2 separate regions of the Mus musculus genome follow, and region 2 is linked to region 1. Evidence: chromatin loops called from intact Hi-C (ENCODE). Cell type or tissue: left cerebral cortex. All regions are shown on one strand. Each heading gives the region's core, and the rest is flanking DNA. Links, peaks and the distances in the headings are about the cores only. Region 1 holds the start of Aktip (thymoma viral proto-oncogene 1 interacting protein). Region 2 holds the start of Chd9 (chromodomain helicase DNA binding protein 9).

What was found. Hi-C counts contacts between places; a loop is a spot of excess contacts. Peaks named below come from ENCODE experiments on the same cell type or tissue, not always from the same donor. Only the 100,000 strongest peaks of a DNase experiment are listed, where the experiment ranks them.
Region 2: a loop joins it to region 1, with 2.7 times the contacts of the local background. A loop is called at or near these places in 4 of 42 quality-filtered maps.

The regions. Positions count from the first base shown.
Region 1 is chr8:91,131,154-91,139,481 of GRCm38, forward strand. It overlaps Aktip (thymoma viral proto-oncogene 1 interacting protein), which reads right to left and starts at 2,874. Exons shown (of 10, transcript NM_001302266.1): 1 at 2,747-2,874. In left cerebral cortex, for the core only: a CTCF peak has its summit at 3,256; DNase peaks (open chromatin) are centred at 2,040, 3,063 and 3,602; H3K4me3 peaks cover 1,924 bases; H3K27ac peaks cover 1,410 bases.
Region 2 is chr8:90,824,107-90,832,434 of GRCm38, forward strand. Chd9 (chromodomain helicase DNA binding protein 9) reads left to right here and starts at 4,729. Exons shown (of 40, transcript NM_177224.2): 1 at 4,729-4,808. In left cerebral cortex, for the core only: CTCF peaks have their summits at 3,685 (motif pointing right), 3,887 and 4,695 (motif pointing right); DNase peaks (open chromatin) are centred at 4,348, 4,714 and 5,525; H3K4me3 peaks cover 2,153 bases; H3K27ac peaks cover 2,116 bases.

The DNA.
Region 1 (8,328 bases), core at 42-8,041:
TTGAAACAAATGGGAGAAATGCAGATATACCCACACCAACAGTTAGGACAGGGCCTGACACCCTGGGCACATCATGCCAAGCAGTCCCCAACTTAAGAGGGCTGGGAATGTCATCAGAGAGCTCTAAGAATAATCCCTTCTCCACACCCTTCCAATGCAGACCCTAAATGCTTCTCACAACAAAAGACTGTACATAGCCAAGCATGCTAAGCCCTGTACTTGAGAGGCTGAGGCAGGAGGATGCAGAGTTTCAGGCCAGTTTGGATTACATAGTGATACCTGCTGACACAAAAACAAGCAAAGGAAACCATCGTCTGAATCCCAGGTTCCTGACCGGCATTTAGACCAGGCAAGGTCAAGATTCAGCTTTGCTTTACACTGCAGCCATGGCTCCTAATGAGCCTATAGCACAGTATGGCTCCTCTGTGCACCCGACTAATGGGAAGTCAGTATGCACTCTAACACCTACACTCAAGCTCTATCTGTCACTGTCCCCACCCTCACGGTGAGGGACTAGGCATCTCCTGGATGACTTATCTCAAGCACAAGACTAACAGCCAGTGAGGGAAGAAAAAACATGAGCCCAGTGATCTGAGTTCGAGGCCAGCCTGGTCTACAGACTGAGTTTCAGAACAGCCAGGGCTATACAGAGAAACCCTGACCTGGGGGGGGGGGGTATATACCTGTATGAGGAAAAGGGAGTAGAGTCCTGTCCCTACTACTCCAAGAAACTGCCCTTTAAGGAAAAAAAAAGAAAACAAAAACTCACTATGTGGTCCAGGTTAGTCAGGAATTCAGGATACACCCCAGGCTGGCCTCAAACTCCCAATCTTCCTGCCTCTGCCTTAACCTACAGGGAATACAGGTAACTGGTATTCCTAGCAAAAGGAGGTTTGTTTAAAGTACTAAAAATACAGTATAAAATTCTGCAGTATTCTGCACCTGAGGAATTTCAAATGCGTACATTCACAGAGGGTTCAAAGGAGAGAGACACTTCAGGTAGTGGATAAGAAACCAGGTTTCGGGCTGGTGAGATGGCTCAGTGGGTAAGAGCACCCGACTGCTCTTCCGAAGGTCCAGAGTTCAAATCCCAGCAACCACATGGTGGCTCACAACCATCCCTAATGAAATCTGATGCCCTCTTCTGGAGTGTCTGAAGACAGCTACAGTGTACTTACATATAATCAATAAATAAATCTTTAAAAAAAAAAAAAAAAAGAAACCAGGTTTCAAAGACCACAAGGTCAGTGGGTGGCTTAGTAAATATACAAAGACAGACACAAAAGTAGCCAGCTCAGCTGCAAGACTCCCTCCACAAAGTCTGCTGAGTTTAAAAGGATGGCTTCTTATTTATATCCCTGAAGGTGAAAGGGGTCAAAACTCACATTTCTAAGAAGCAATGCTATACCAGTATCTCTAATCAGCAGTGCCTTGTGGGCATATAGCATCCATGGGTGGGTACCAGCCAGTGCCTATAACTGCTGCCGTGCTTTCCAGGAGACAGTGTCACCCAGTAATTAAACCAGAGGACAGGGATCCCACTTCTCCCACTAACTTGCTGACTTGCAGCCAGGTAGGGCTTTGCAAACCTGCTTTTAAAGGTGGCTGACACCATAGTGCATCAAAAATTCAAGGAGGGTTATGTTCCTGTTTGGCTCAAATGAAAACTATATATTTTCCTTAAGGACTAGTAACCCACTGCCTAGACACACATGTTTTCTCAAGGTTTTTCTTCACCTCTTGAGAGGCGTGGCATTTCCTATTTGTAAATGTACTGGCACTGGGCACCTTTCATGTCTTCTGCCTTTAAAAATTCAGTACATGGCCCTCAGTTCCTCCAAAAGGTACCATGTACCGTCCAGCGCAGCCATATTTTTAACTCAGTGGTTCCAATAGCAACATAAGCACAAGGAACCGTAGCCAACTTTTCAGAAACTACAGTTTGCTAGATGAGCAATCTACCATAAGCATAGCATGACATCGTCCAATAGTAATGACAGATGTAAGGAAAACAGGTTCCATCCTTATTCGCAGAAAATACCACCAGACTTCCTGCTCCTCTGACTCTTAAAAAAAAAAAATGATTGCATGCATTTACACAGCTGAGCGAAGTCTGCATCTTCACCTATGCGACAGTGAGTATACCGCAGAGGGCCAATGAGACCTAGCTACCATCGTTCTTCTGTGACACAGAGCTAACTAATGTTATCACCCCAAAAAGGGTTTACGAAATTCCACATTAAGAGGCCACCAGACAGGACCGAGGAAAAGTAAACAGCCCGGGCCTCCGACAGCCCGGCTGGCTGGGCAGCTAGCTGGGCCGGGCACCCTGGCCCGGGGCACAATCCCATTTCGGAGCACGTAGAGAATCTGGACAAACCTGTCCCGAGGTGATGTAAGGCTGGTGCCCGGCCCTAGCCTGGAAGCGAGTTGGAGGCTGGCTGGGCCCGCTAGTCTGCAGCCGAGGCCGAGAGCCTGGGGCTTCATGTCAGCCCCTCGCCAGACAGACGGGACCCAGCGCAGGAGGGGCAGACCAAGCGGAGCAGAGCGCCACCAACCCTGCCGCCCTCTTCCTCGGGTGCAGCAGGTGCCTGCAGCGCACAGGTGCGGCCCCGCCCCCGTGTCCCCGCGCGGCCGCCGTCGCCCCGGTCCCTAGCGCACCCCAGGGAACCGAACGCCGGGCCGCGGACACAAACCCTCTGTCCTGACGACTCGGTAGCCACCAGCCCAGAGGTGAGACGCTTACCTGGATGCCCTCGGTGCGGAGCGCTGGGGGCCGAGCGCCACCGCGGGCCAACAGCATCTCCGGCTGTCCTGCAGCCCGGCCCCTGCCGCTCCTCTCCCGCAGAGCCCCGCCCCGCCCTGCCCTCAGCGGGACACGCCCTGGACACGCCCTAGACTGGGCGCTTCCGCTCGGATACCCATGCCGAATGGCTCTCTCTCGCCGTCCATCAAAAACGTACTTCCGGGAGGTGTTGGGGCTTGGAGCTCCGTCCTGCCAATCAAGTTAGCGCCGCTCGGGTGGGGCCGCGCTCGTACCTCCCCCTTACGTAACAGCGCCCAGGGACGAGCTGTCAGTCAAAGAAGCTTCAATCCCTGGGGAGGCTGGGACGAGAAACAAACAGGCACCAGGCCGCCATTGGACGTGGCGTGTGTCAGTCACCATGGATACCCACCCAGAGGTTTATGCGGCAGCCACTATAGCCAGTCTCCGGCAGTGATTGCTGCTAGCTCTTGGCTCCGCCAAGCGTCAGCCGGTATCCAGGCCTGGACTCTGAGCCACTGGCTGGAGAGGGAGGTCTGCAGCTCCCTGGTGGGAGTGATGGGATTTATTAATCAACTTGCTTAGGAGACAATAAGTGACACAGAGTAGAATTTAGCTGAGGTAGTGCTACCTTTACAATAAATCCAAAGTTATCAGGCTTGTTAGAAAGAATTCTGTAAATGTTTCTTCCCGGGGATTGATGTGCATTAGGTTCCATTCCCATAACCAAAAAAAAGACAACCCTGATTTACAACCAGCCATTAAACACATTAGCGTATCAAAGAACGTGTCTCTAACGGATACAAGCATCCTGAAGTTCTGGCCTGACATAAAGCCCCGTTTCTCTGGAGAAAAGCATAATTCTGCCCAGTGGCCAAGATGACCCTCTGTAACGACTATTATCGAACAACACTGATGTACTTAAGAAATAATTCTGGCGCCGGGCAGTGGTGGCGCGCACGCCTTTAATCCCAGCACTTGGTAGGCAGTGGTAGGCAGATTTCCGAGTTCTAGGCCAGCCTGGTCTACAGAGTTCCAGGACAGCCAGGGCTACACAGAAAAACCCTGTCTTGAACCCCCCCCCCCAAAAAAAAAAAAAAAGAAGGAAGGAAGGAAGGAAGGAAGGAAGGAAGGAAGGAAGGAAGGAAGGAAGGAAGAAATCTGGCAATATTTGGCTGTGTAAATCTTAAATGGCCAGACTTGCAGCCTACAGTCTCTGTTTCTACTGTGGCCTGCATCCCTTAGTCCCTACTTGTTACAAGATATGTCTGGCCCCTACTCTAATTTTTCCCCGCCCGGGAAACATGCTGCCTTTCTCCCTAGAAGCCCTTCCCCATGTAACTCAGCCATTTTGGTTACCTGCTCCTTTCAGTTTACCCCTTACTCTCTTAGCCAGTCTCTTAGACCAAGCTGCCTCTCTTGGTTGGCAGCTCCCCTTCTAGCTCTCTGTTTCCACATCTCCTCAGGTGGCGCAGCTCAGTCTGGGGATGTTCACTCTCCCAGATGTCTCTGCCTCTGTCTCTGCACCCCCTTTTATCTGCCATAAACTTTGTCCTTCACCATACCTAACAGCAGTCGCTTCCTTTCCTTTTTTGTCATTCAAGAGGCAGGGCGTCAGGGGAGCTTGCCTCTAGTCAGCCCCTCCACAGATCTGTCAGGGGCTTGAGAACCAGGGAACCGGTGTCACAAAGGTCTCTAGCACCGAAGTTGGAGGCCCTCTCCCATGGCGGCGTGTAGCCCGCTCCCACCTAGTTCTTGCGTGTCGCTCTCACTTTGACCTGAAACACTTGTGACCTTTCCCTGTTCAAATGCCTCCCACTGGGTACATTTCATGCTCCATAAAACCCAACGGCCCCTGGCTTTCAAGACGACCTTTTCTGGCCACCTCCTTCCTGGTCTAGCCCAATTCTGTGAAGGCTGCCCTTGGCCTTAAAGCCTCCAAACCTGGAGTGGGACAGCTCTCTAATTCACTGCACAGTACTGAGCAATCCTAGCCACCCTCCCCTGGGCTCCCCTCCCCCATTTTCTAGGCACAACATTTAGGTCTCCTTCTGTCACCTCATTCAGTGCCTTCCACTCTAAGAACACTTCTTTGAGAAGTTTACTTCTTCCATTTCAGTGACCTCTGAGACGCTGGTAAATGAGTAAGACTAAATGGCAGGGAGTCAAATTCCTGGTGGCAATCCCAAAGACTGGCTCTAAACTCCAACTTCCTCCCCAAGCTGAAAACAGCCCCAGCCGCTTCCTCTAAAGACAGTTTGGATACACTCAGGAATGTTCCAGTCCCATTAGTACTCTTAAAATAAAAGGCAAGAGAGCTGGAAATCCTTTTCCCTGGCCACAGAAAATCTCCTTTGGAATGTCTCTAGCCCATTTTCTCCCTGGGACGCCATTCTCTACTGAGAGTGCCTCTGATTTCTGGCGTCCCCAATTCAATGTTTGTTGAGAGTTGACCCATAAAGATTCCTCAGGGCAGACCTCTCCACTGGGTTTGCTTCATGTATGCACCCCACTACCCAGCTCACATTGGATACCCCATGTACACAGTCCCAATGCTGGGGTGCTTATTCCCGTATATGTGGAACAACCCCCGCACTAAGGAGTAAGTGCTGAACGGCTCATAGTGTGGCTGAGAGGGTCCCAAGGTCTAGCCAGAGTCAAGCTGCCACAATTCTGGGCAAAGCCATTTATTTACCTTGTTCCCCTGGACTTTAGGGAGAGGAGACACTATGCCACCAGGGTTCAGAACATATCACTTTCTGTGGAGAGCGGACCCAGGGGCACCAGAGCCAGGAGGAGATAAGTATATGAGTTCAATGACAGAGATGGAGAACTGGGTGCATTCTGGAGTATGTAAGGGCTGAAGTGAAGAAGAGTGTGCCATGGATTAGACATGGGGCAAGAGCTACAAAGCGCAAGCATCATCATGGGAAGATGATCTAGGTGTTTGGTTGAGTTACTGCCTGGCTGGTCAGACTGTTGTGCCATGAAGTTCGTGAGTCCCAAAAGACTATAAGGAGCTGTTTCCCATGTAATCGCATTAGGGTCTCTTTATTACGAACTGGAGTTTGGGTTTACTTGCCCCCAGCCCACAGGATGGTTTGGTGAAGCAGCCCCAAACTCTCATTTGGGACAAGGTTTTATAGGAAATGGAAGCAAGTGAGGGGGTCCAGCCTGGCAAGCATCTAACTGAATAGCTTATTGTAGGCCCACAGGTGGGTGTTCTGAAGCAAGACCATATATCATCATGGACGGTCTGAAAGTACTACTGAAACAATCAGACTAATCTTGGATTAAGTAGCTAGAGAGTAATTCTGGCCAAGGTCAAGCGGTGGGGTCCTTCCTGGTACTTGGGTGCAGCTTGGGTTCAGCTGCAGGCCAAGTTCTCAGGCTGCCTCCTCCTCCTCCTCCTCCTCCTCCTCCTCCTCCTCCTCCTCCCCCTCCTCCTCCTCCTCCTCCTCCTCCTCCTCCTCTTCCTCCTCCTCCTCCTCCTCCCCCTCCTCCTCCTCCTCCTCCTCCTCCTCCTCCTCCTCCTCCTCCTCCTTCTCCTCCTTTTTTAAGATGGGCCAGTTCCAAACAGCTTTGGCCTCTCGTTCTCCCCTTTCTCTGGTAACTAGAAGGTCCAAACATAGGACTTCCCGAAGCTTACAGGCTTCATTCTGGAGGGACTGGTTGTGACTTTTCATCACCATAAGTTGGATGCCCCATGTCTTTCTTTCATGAACTGGACAAAAAGTAAGGGGTAGAGGTAAAATGAGCAGGGGGCCCAGCAGGGTAGATATCAGGATGGTCAGCTCTGGGGAGCTGTTGAACCATGAGTCGAACCAGCCTTGTGCCTGTTCTCTTTCTGTTTTTCTCTTGGGCAGGCCCTCTCTAACTTCGGCCATCGACTCACTGACCAGTCCAGAGTGGTCAACATAGAAACAGCATTCTTCTCTGAGGGCTGCACATAGCCCTCCCTGTTGCAGGGACAGGAGATCCACCCCCCTCCTAGTCTGGAGTACTACCTCTGCCAGGGAACCCAGGGAATCTTGGAGATGAGTGGTCCCTTTTTCTAATCTCTCTGTACCAGTATCAATGGCCTCTCTCAAACTGTCACAATGTTTGTTTTGTAACATCAAAGAAGCTACCCTGGTTCCTGTGCCAGCCACTCCCAGTCCTATGAGAGTTACTACCAAGATTGGTTTCTACTTGGCTCTTATGGGAACTAAACCTGAGGATTTAGTTACCCAGGAAACCTACGACTTGGTTGTCTGTGTGATCGATGATCCTGAGTAACAACTGGACAAGTATACAGGATTCTTTGCCCTAATGTAGTATAGCCCCGTGGATGCATGGGGTAAGCCCAACAGTGCTTGTCCACCAGACATTGGTGGGTGGTAATAGTTATTTATCATTATCTGGATTTACCTTGTAGGTCTCGTTACAAAGGTGGCTATAGGCACCAGGGACTGTCCCTATGCAGGTGTCCTGACCTCCTATGAACTATAAGGTCAGCCTAGACTCACCTGTTACCATCTGTACTCACTGGGGTTCTCAGTTTCAGTAAAGTTTCCAATCAGGGCTATGTCTTCAAAATAGGGTGGTCTTATCTCATAGCACAGCCAGTGTGACTCACATAACTCAGGTCTGGAGGTACGGGTGACCAGAAAAGACTGGACCATCATATTCTAGAGCAGGTCGGGGCTGTCATTACTCAGTGTTTGTGTTGTCCTAGTGGCTTGGGTTGGGGCCTTATTAGGGGAAGATAGGCGTGAGCCCTGGGGTTGGATTGGTGTCCAAGCCCACAGAAGTGGTAGAGGTGGGGATTTAGCAGGACACTGGGCCAGAGAGCAATTGGGGGTATCTGAACATAATGTCAGATGGTGAACAGGACCCCAGGATCTTTGCCAGTGACAAAGTCTAAGTCCCCAAGTCTTACTGGTAGCCCATTCAGCCTACTGTCATCAACTGTAAATCTAATAACAAGAAGATTGCATTTCTCCCCACAGCCCTGGGTATAGAGCCTAGTCATGGTGATGAGGTCCTTAATTGGGGGGGTGGGGGGGGGGAGGGTCCAGTGTATCCATCCAGTGAGCCACGGATTAGATATGGGGTAAGAGCTACAGAAAGCAAGCATCGTCATGGGATGATGATCTAGGTGCTTGGGTTGAGTTACTGGCTGGCTGGTCAGACCACTCAATGAAATGAGAAACGGAGCAGGTTTGGTGGGGGGATGGAGGGCTTGCTGGTGGGGGTAGGGGTGGGGGTGGGAGGCGAGAAAACAATGAGTAGTTAATTTCTCCTCCTTTGTGGCTGATGCAACCTTGATTTTGCTGAGGCATCGTTTTGAAATTTCCCATTGGTTTCCTAATAGGAAGAGATCATACTTCTGACAGTGGCTATCTGGCCCAGCTGCCCCCAAGCCCCTCACAGCTCCTCACCTGAAGGTGTGCTGCTCACCCCAGGAGGGCACGGGGCACTATATTTTCCTCCCCTTTCCATGCAAACCGTTTGATGCAGGGCAATGTGCTGCTATGACTGGTATCCAAATCTCACACCAGTCAGAAGGCTCCGTGAGGGAG
Region 2 (8,328 bases), core at 116-8,115, 310 kb before region 1:
ACCAGATGATGTCCAGGTATGTTGCATATGTTTATAAACACACTGTGACTGCAAAAGTCAAGCTACCATTCAGCACTCTGGGCCTGCCTCACAAGTCCAAGCATCCTTCCTTGAATGGGTACCCAGTCCCTGTCTCCTTGGTCTCTTTGGCATCCCTGCCTTTTTTCTTTAAACTTCCTTCTACCAGGTCCTGATGTCTTCCTGCCTGTGCCCACAGAGTCCCTATTTCTATATATTTCCACTATAGATAATGCGCCCTCCCCCCAGCTTATGAGATGACCGCATTGTTTGTTACATAAAAATTAGGGAACATCTCAGAACATAATGAACTCACTTTAAAATGTAACAAAATTGTCTGCAGGCAATGAGGAGGAGAATGAGGAACTGAGGATGAGAGTGCCTGGTCCCTCCTGTTCCCTGTACACACCAGGAGCTGATCTCTGTAGGTGCTCCAGAGTCAAGCCGAGTCACATAGTTACTGCATCATTACAAATCTTAGTTTCTTCACTGCTAATGTGAGAAAAACAGCAGTGTCTACTGTGTAAGATTATTGTGAGGGTTAAATTAAGTCAGTAATCTAAAATCCTCGGTGTCCCATATATTATAAAGATATTGGAGCTTGAGAGATGGCTCAGCAGTTAGGAGCACTTGCTGGGAAGTGGACCAAAGGACCCAAGTTTTGTTTCCAACACTCACGTCAGGTGTCCCACAGTCTCCAATAACTAACTCCAGCCCCAAGGGATCAAAAGCCCTCCTCTGGCTTCTGATAGCTCCCACATAATGTGGCATGCACTCACAGAGACACACAGACATACATTGAGAAATGTAGGGGCCCTACTGACAAGTGTCCATAGTTTCTGAACTTCCTCTTCCCTCTGTCCGATTAGCCAGTCCCATCAGACTGGAGAATTTTCATCAATAGGATGCCTCACTGGGCTTACTATCTGGGTTTGGGTCCTGATGCGCCCACCCTTTTCACAAAAGGAAACTACCTTGCTGAACGACTCCAGTTTTGTTCATATGTGACACACACATAAATAAAAATAAATCTTTTAAAAAGTTGTTAGTGTTCCTGTTTGGTGTTTGTGAGATTTTTGTTTTGTGATAAGGTCTCTTGTAGCCAAAGCTACTTCCTTGTCTTCTTGCATCTACCTCCCTCCTGCTGGGTTTACAGGCCGGCAGCGGCACTATTCTTACTATTATTGACATTGTTTCTACCTATCAACATTTTCATCCCCCAAAGAGGCCGAAACCTAAGAGGAAACACCTTTGTTGATAGCTGCAGTTTCCAAGACACCATGGTTAGTAGAATAGGAAAGCATAGGTGAGCTTCCAGGGGAAGTCCTGGGTGCTCTAACCTCATTAGGTCACGCCAGGCATCAGACTCCCTCCCAGAGTGAGGACTTTGCCCAGACATGCACCAGGGCATAGCAGAGAGGAGAGAGCTGCTGTGGGGACGGGGCAGGGGCAGTGGAAGTGACTCAGGTTTTTGAAAGTGAAAGAACAGGAATTCACCTGCCAGCTTGTCCTTAGGGCTGCCAGCCTTCTCTGACCTTCACCATGGCTATGCCCCGCAATGAGCAAGCTGGGACCCGCTTCTCTGTGACACACCTACTACCCTGCCTTTTGCCCTTCTAGGCATTGATTGCCCACAGGACTCTCCTTCCACCTGCCTCCCCACCTCTGATGTTCGTGTTGAGCAGATTGCTCCAGGGCAGAGTCCACAGGTGAAGGAGGCGCTCACGCACGGGGTGACTGAGCGGATTGCTGGGTGGGGTGACAGGATGCATGGCTTAGACTTTTCAAAAACTGCCTGGGAGTTCCACTGTTGACACCATCACCACATGACACAGGGAGAGCTGGCAGGATTAAAAGAAGTTTTCCATATGACTTAGCACCTTGTGTATCTACCGCTCCTCACTTCTGCTTCTGGGGATCCATCCATTAAACGGTTATCATTTTACAATACTGTACATGGCAGTGAAGAACTGAATTTTGTCATGCTGAATGAGTGTGTGTGTGTGTGTGTGTGTGTGTGTGTGTGTGTGTGTGTGTATACACATGTAAACTGTGTTAACATGAGGCAGGTATGTAGCTCAGGGGTAGAGTCCTTGCCTAGCAAGCTTGAGGCCCTGGGGTCCATTCTCAGAACAACAAAGTGTTTGACTATTACATTAAATATAAACTGGAAAAAGGCAGAGGTTTTGTTTTTGGATTTTTTGTTTGTTTGTTTGTTTGTTCGTTTTTGTTTTTTGAGACTGGGTTTCTCTGTATAGTCCTGGCTGTCCTGGAACTCACTTTGTAGACCAGGCTGGCCTCGAACTCAGAAATCCGCCTGCCTCTGCCTCCTGAGTGCTGGGATTAAAGGCATGCGCCACCACGCCCAGTGAGATTTTTTTTTAATAATGTTTTATATAAATTCTCTAAAGCTGGGTATAGTGGTGCACTTTTTAAATCTCAAGTCTCAAGCTCCAGGCCATCCTGGTCTATGCATTAAATTTCAGGTCAGCCAAGGGCTACATAATAAGATCTCTCTCTCTCTCTCTCCATATATATTACACATGTGTATATTTAAAGATTGTGTATATATGTCTATATATATGTATATATATGAATTCTCAAGAATTTATTTTGAATATATTCATCACTCAGGTCCTCCCAGATCCTACTCATTCAACTTCTTGCTGATTCTCTCTCTCTCTCTCTCTCTCTCTCTCTCTCTCCCTTTTCCTCTCTCTCTCTCTCTTTCTCTCTCTCCTCTCTCCTCCCCTCCCCTCCCCTGTATCCCTCCCCAGTTTCTGTTGCCTGCTATTCTTGCATGTGGAGCCTACCTAGGGTATGGTCGCTATACCTTGGGGTCCAACCATGACTTAACCTCTCCAGGTAGCTATCAACCCCAGTGGTTCCTCAGCTGGGTGTGACCTTCCTGTCCACCTCCCTACTCCACGCTGGTATTGTGTCTGCTTTGTCTCGCTCACTGTGGTGTGCAGGCTGTAAGTGTGGGAGAGCTTTTGTGGTGTTCTTGAGTGGATCCCTTGTCTGCTCAGTGTCTGAGGTATAGAGACTCAGTTAATATTCACTTAAAGAAGAAACAGGCCAGGCAGTAGTGGAGCACACCTTTAATCCTAGCACTTGGGAGGCAGAGGCAGGTGGATTTCTGAGTTTAAGGCCAGCCTGGTCTGCAGAGTGAGTTCCAGGACAGCCAGGGCTACATAGAGAAACCCTGTCTCAAAATAACAAAGAAGAAGAAGAAGAAGAAGAAGAAGAAGAAGAAGAAGAAGAAGAAGAAGAAGAAGAAGAAGAAGAAGAAGAAGAAGAAGAAGAAGAAGAAGAAGAAGAAGAAGAAGAAGAAGAAGAAGAAGAAGAAGAAGAAGAAGAAATAAAGGTTGCATGAGTGCATTAAATAATCCAGCATTTAAAAATAATCCACTAAAAATTATATACTTGCATACTGTGTGTGTGGCAAGTGCCTATACCTGCTGAGACATTTCCCAGGCTAGCCTGGAGTTTACTATGTAAACCAGACGCTGCTTCTGACTCCCGAGTACAACCAATCACCACTCCGGCAATTTTTTGTTTTTTCTAAATCCACTATTTTTTTTAAGGGATTCATTATACTTTTTTTAAAAAAGATTTATTTATTTATTATATGTAAGTACACTAGCTGTCTTCAGACACACCAGAAGAGGGAGTCAGATCTCGTTAGGGATGGTTGTGATCCACCATGTGGTTGCTGGGATTTGAACTCAGGACCTTCGGAAGAGCAGTCGGGTGCTCTTACCTGCTGAGCCATCTCACCAGCCCTAAATCCACTATTTTTGTAACACTGTCCACTATGTCTTAGTTAGAAGAAAATACTGAAACCTGCTGGAAAGGACCGGCCTGAAGATCCCCTCAGCTCTACAATGCGTGGTAATAGGACTTCCGTGGACAGTGGACTTCATTTAGCGTCATCTGATCTTAATTATCAGCTAATTAGTTCTCAGCCTGGAGCAGTTCTCCCTCCAACCAGGGAGACATTTGGAAACCCAAAGGGGTGTTTTTGGCGTCACAGTGATGAAGGAGGTTGTTGCTGGAATGTGAGGCTAAGGAGTCAGGGATGCCAGGCGACCCGCCAAAGACATGCTAATGAGCCTCCGGAAGAAACACCACCTGGGTGGCCAAATCCCAAGGGTTCTAATTGTGTCTCCGGGACTCCACCCCCGTACTGGTACAGACAGGGTTGTTACAGACAGGTCAGCAGAAGGTAATGGAGGCATCAGAAAACCAGGGAAAGGGTGGGAGGTGACGTGAAGGACTGCTGATAGGGATAGGCATCCCTGGGCTTGAAATAAACCCAGTCCGTGGCATCCTCGGATGCTCCCAGGGTGTTTAAAGGAGAAGCCACGCCAGACTAGGGCGTACTGAAAGCTGACGGTGGAAAGGAAAGATCCATGAGCCCTGCCAGGAAAATCCCAGGGTGGATCCCAGGTCAGAGGCCCAGACCTGACAGCTCCTCCACGCCTCCAAGAAAAAGTACAACAAATTCCGTTCCCCACGCTCCCCAAGGGGTGAAGGTGGTGCAGCCCAGGCCAAATCTGCGCCCCCCCCCCGGGCTCCGCGGTGTTGGAAGCCACCAGCGTGGGAAGGCCCAGCTGCATTTCCGCCCTGCACTGCGCTCGCACCTCCCAGCCCCTGCCCGCGCTACCATCTTACGGCCACTAGGTGGTGCCTGCGCTCTAGTGGCGCCTGTCTGGCGCCGGCGAGGGAGACAGATGGAACCAGAGTCCTAGGGTTCCGGGGACTGGAGGACAGCGCCGGCAGCTAAGGTAAGGATTCCTCGGGCGTGTCCCTAGAATGTCTGAGGCTGGGGTGGGTTGGCCGCCGCGCAACCTCGTTTGTGGTTTGCATTGATGACCAACGAGGACAGAGCGGCCACATGTGCTGTTGCCCCAAGAGGACCTGGAGCCCCGCTGTCCCAGAGCTGGGCCTAAGCTGAGCAGAACCCCAGGTCCCTGGCTCGCACTCAGACATCCTTCACGAGCCTGGGCCTCCGGAAGGCACGCCCAGCCCCCACACAGCAAGTCTTCAACACAGAAAGGTGGGACTGCTGTCCTAGGGTGCCTCCAGTTGAGCTGAGGGGAGAACAGGATCGCAGCACTTCTCAAACTTGGGCATGCATTGATTGTTGGTTAAGGGATAGTAAGGCATGCTGCTGTCTGGGTTCCATGCCTCCACCCCCACCCCGAGCCCCAGATGTAATTGGTTTGAGTTGGACGTGGGGAGCTTTTATTAAAAACTTCCCCCAGGGGATTCCAGCTTGCAGCCAGATTCAAGGGCTCTTTGACCAAAAGAGTTAGAGAAGACCCTATTACAAGCCCGGAAGGCTTCTCTTCCCTCCCCCTCCCTCTTGCCTTTTCAACCAGCAATTGCCTCTGCCTTTGGGCTGTCAAACTCAGTGTGACAAGCCAACACCCTACCCCAAAGGGTGGAACTCAGAAGTGCCAGAGAAAAGAGAGCCAATCAAATCATGTACAGTATGAAAGGGTTCCCCAAGTGGATAGGAGGAGAGAGGGGTTCTCCCCCACTCTAATCCCAGATGAGTGCAGGAGTGGATCCAGGCTGCACTCATCCTTCTGATCAATGGAGCCAAGCACACCCGGGGGCGGGGGGGGGGGGTGGACGACGACTTTGTAACTAGTAAAAAATGGCCCCGTGAATCTTATGTAACAGCCAAGTGTTAGCAGCAGGAGCCTGGACTCTCCAGAGCCAGCCCTCCCTTATTTGTGTCTTTAAATAAACTCACTCAATCACCCTCACTTTCAGTTTCCACATCTATGGAATGGGTACAGAGGTATAAAACTCTCAAGAGTTGCTATGGGAACGATTAAGACTGAAAGCCTGTGTTTACAGATAGTAGTTCTGTGCCAGGCACAGTTCATCCTGTGCACCATCACAACTCTTATCATAATCCACAGAGTAGCAGGTACTGTAGACAGAAGTAACCCATCTGGGAGCTAAGATACCCCACTTTGATGTCCCAAAAGCTGGGACTTAGGAACCAAAGGGCTTGCTGGAAGTTATCAACATGATCAGAGGCAGACTAGGAGCTAGGAATGTGGCTTTGTTGCTAGAGTGCTTGCTAAGTATACATGAGACCCTAGGTTCTCTCTCTCTCTCTCTCTCTCTCTCTCTCTCTGTCACACACACACACACACACACACACACACACACCACACATACACACACACACACACACACACACACACACACCAAGCAGATACCTAGTCCAGGGGTGAACCCATGGTCACGAGCATGACCCTTCCACTGAACTTCTTCAATCCATCAATGGAAATATAATCGTTATCCAGCACGTACTGTGTGCCAGGTAGGCTTCCTGACACAAACCATAAAATGTGGGCAAGACAGAGAGGGGTAAATCAGCCCTCTATGAACTCATACACAACAATGAAAACAGCTAGGAGTTCACGAGATCTACATTATATTTAACAAACTCAAAGACTTGCTAAATTGGATTGTGTCTCCCCAAATCAATACCCCTGGTACTTTGACAGTCATATTTGAACCTTTCAGAACATCAAAAATATTGTCGCCTGAGTTCAGTGTGTTAGTGCACACCTTTAATCCCAGCACTCAGAAGGCAGAAGCAGATGGTTCTCTAAGTTCGAGTCCAGTCTGGTCTACAATTTGAGTTCCAGAACAGCCAGGGCTACCCAGAGAAACCCTGTCTTGAAAAAAACAAAAACAAACAAAGAAAAGAAAAAGTTGTCAACCAATGTTCCTGTCCTGAGCTGAGGTCAAACAAGAAAAAGTTTTGTCATCTCTCTTCAGGTGTCCATCTGCAAACAATGGCTGGCTTCTATTCTAATAATGGCTTCCTATTCTATTCTATTTCTATTCTAATGGCTTCCCTTCTGGCTTTCGGGCTTTACTAGGGATACGAAAGTCACATGCGTTTTGTGCAAGGTGAACTTTACTGTCAATCTTGGTCTTTCCCTGGACCCGCAGTTTGTAGGAGGTCCCTTTCTTGTTATGCAGGGCAGCAGCAATGAGCTGCCTCTCTCAGGCAGCCATGTGATCAGAAGGGGAAACACCTACAGGCTCCGACGTGCCCTGTTGCTGAAGCTAGCACGTTCAACAGGTTGGGTGCAAGCAGTGTACCTCCAGCCTACAATATTTTCTGCTTCCAGTAGGTTTGTGGGTATTGAGGGCCATCATAATGTAGAGGCTATTTGCATAAACGAGTATCTGTTCTATGGTCTAATGGGTACCACAATTTTGTGTGTGTGTGTGTGTGTGTGTGTGTGTGTGTGTGTGTGTGTGTATGTGTTTGTACTTTTTCTTGGTGACTTGGCTGATAACAATGGTCCCTGATCCTGATGCTGCCTGATGTCCCTAAGCTCAGAAGTCAGTTATGTGTTTTGTGGTAGAATTCATGTTGGAAAATCTTTCTTCAGACAAAGGTTGTGGTGCTGTTGGTGGAGAAACAACATATATTAAATATGAAAGTAGACTGGTGGTGGACTTTACCTAGCATGTACAAGGCTCTGGGTTCCATCTTCAGCACTATATACACACAGATCTTTAAACAGGTAAACATAAAACAAGACTGTGCATTGACCTTGGGTATAGATAAAGTGCGAGATAAGGTGTCCTAGATACAAAGCACAAATGTGTAAAGGTCTGGAAGTGGCCAAGATCGGGGTAAGGTTAGAGATTTCTGCTGACCCAAGGGCCGGGGACTGTGGTGGTCAGAGGGAGCTACACTAAAATAGTAATATGCTGGAGGGAGCTTGGGTCAGGTGGCACTGTGTTTGGTGGCCAGATCTTATTTCATCCAATTAGCACAGTAATCCTGGCAGGCTGGCCAGGATCTTTTCCATCTTTGACAGGTTGATGTTATCAATGTCCTATGCTATGAAAAGAGTTGCTCACCTAGTGTGATGGCATATGCCTTTAATCCTAGCACTTTGGAGACAGAGGCAGGTAGATCTCTGTGAGTTTGAAACCAGCCTGGTTTACATAGCGAGCTCCAGGACAGCCAGGACTACATAGAGGTTCTGCCTCAAAAGTAGGTAGATAGGGGGCTGGAGAGATGGCTCAGTGGTTAATTCAGGAGGTCCTGAGTTCAATTCCAAGAACCATACAGTGGCTCATAACCATCTGTAATGGGATCAGATGCCCTCCTCTGGTGTGTCTGAAGACAGTGACAGTGTACTCATACATAAAAAAATAAATAGAGGATAGGTAGATAGATAGATAGATAGATAGATAGATAGATAGATAGATAGATAGATAGATAGATAGATAGATAGATAGAATAAATAT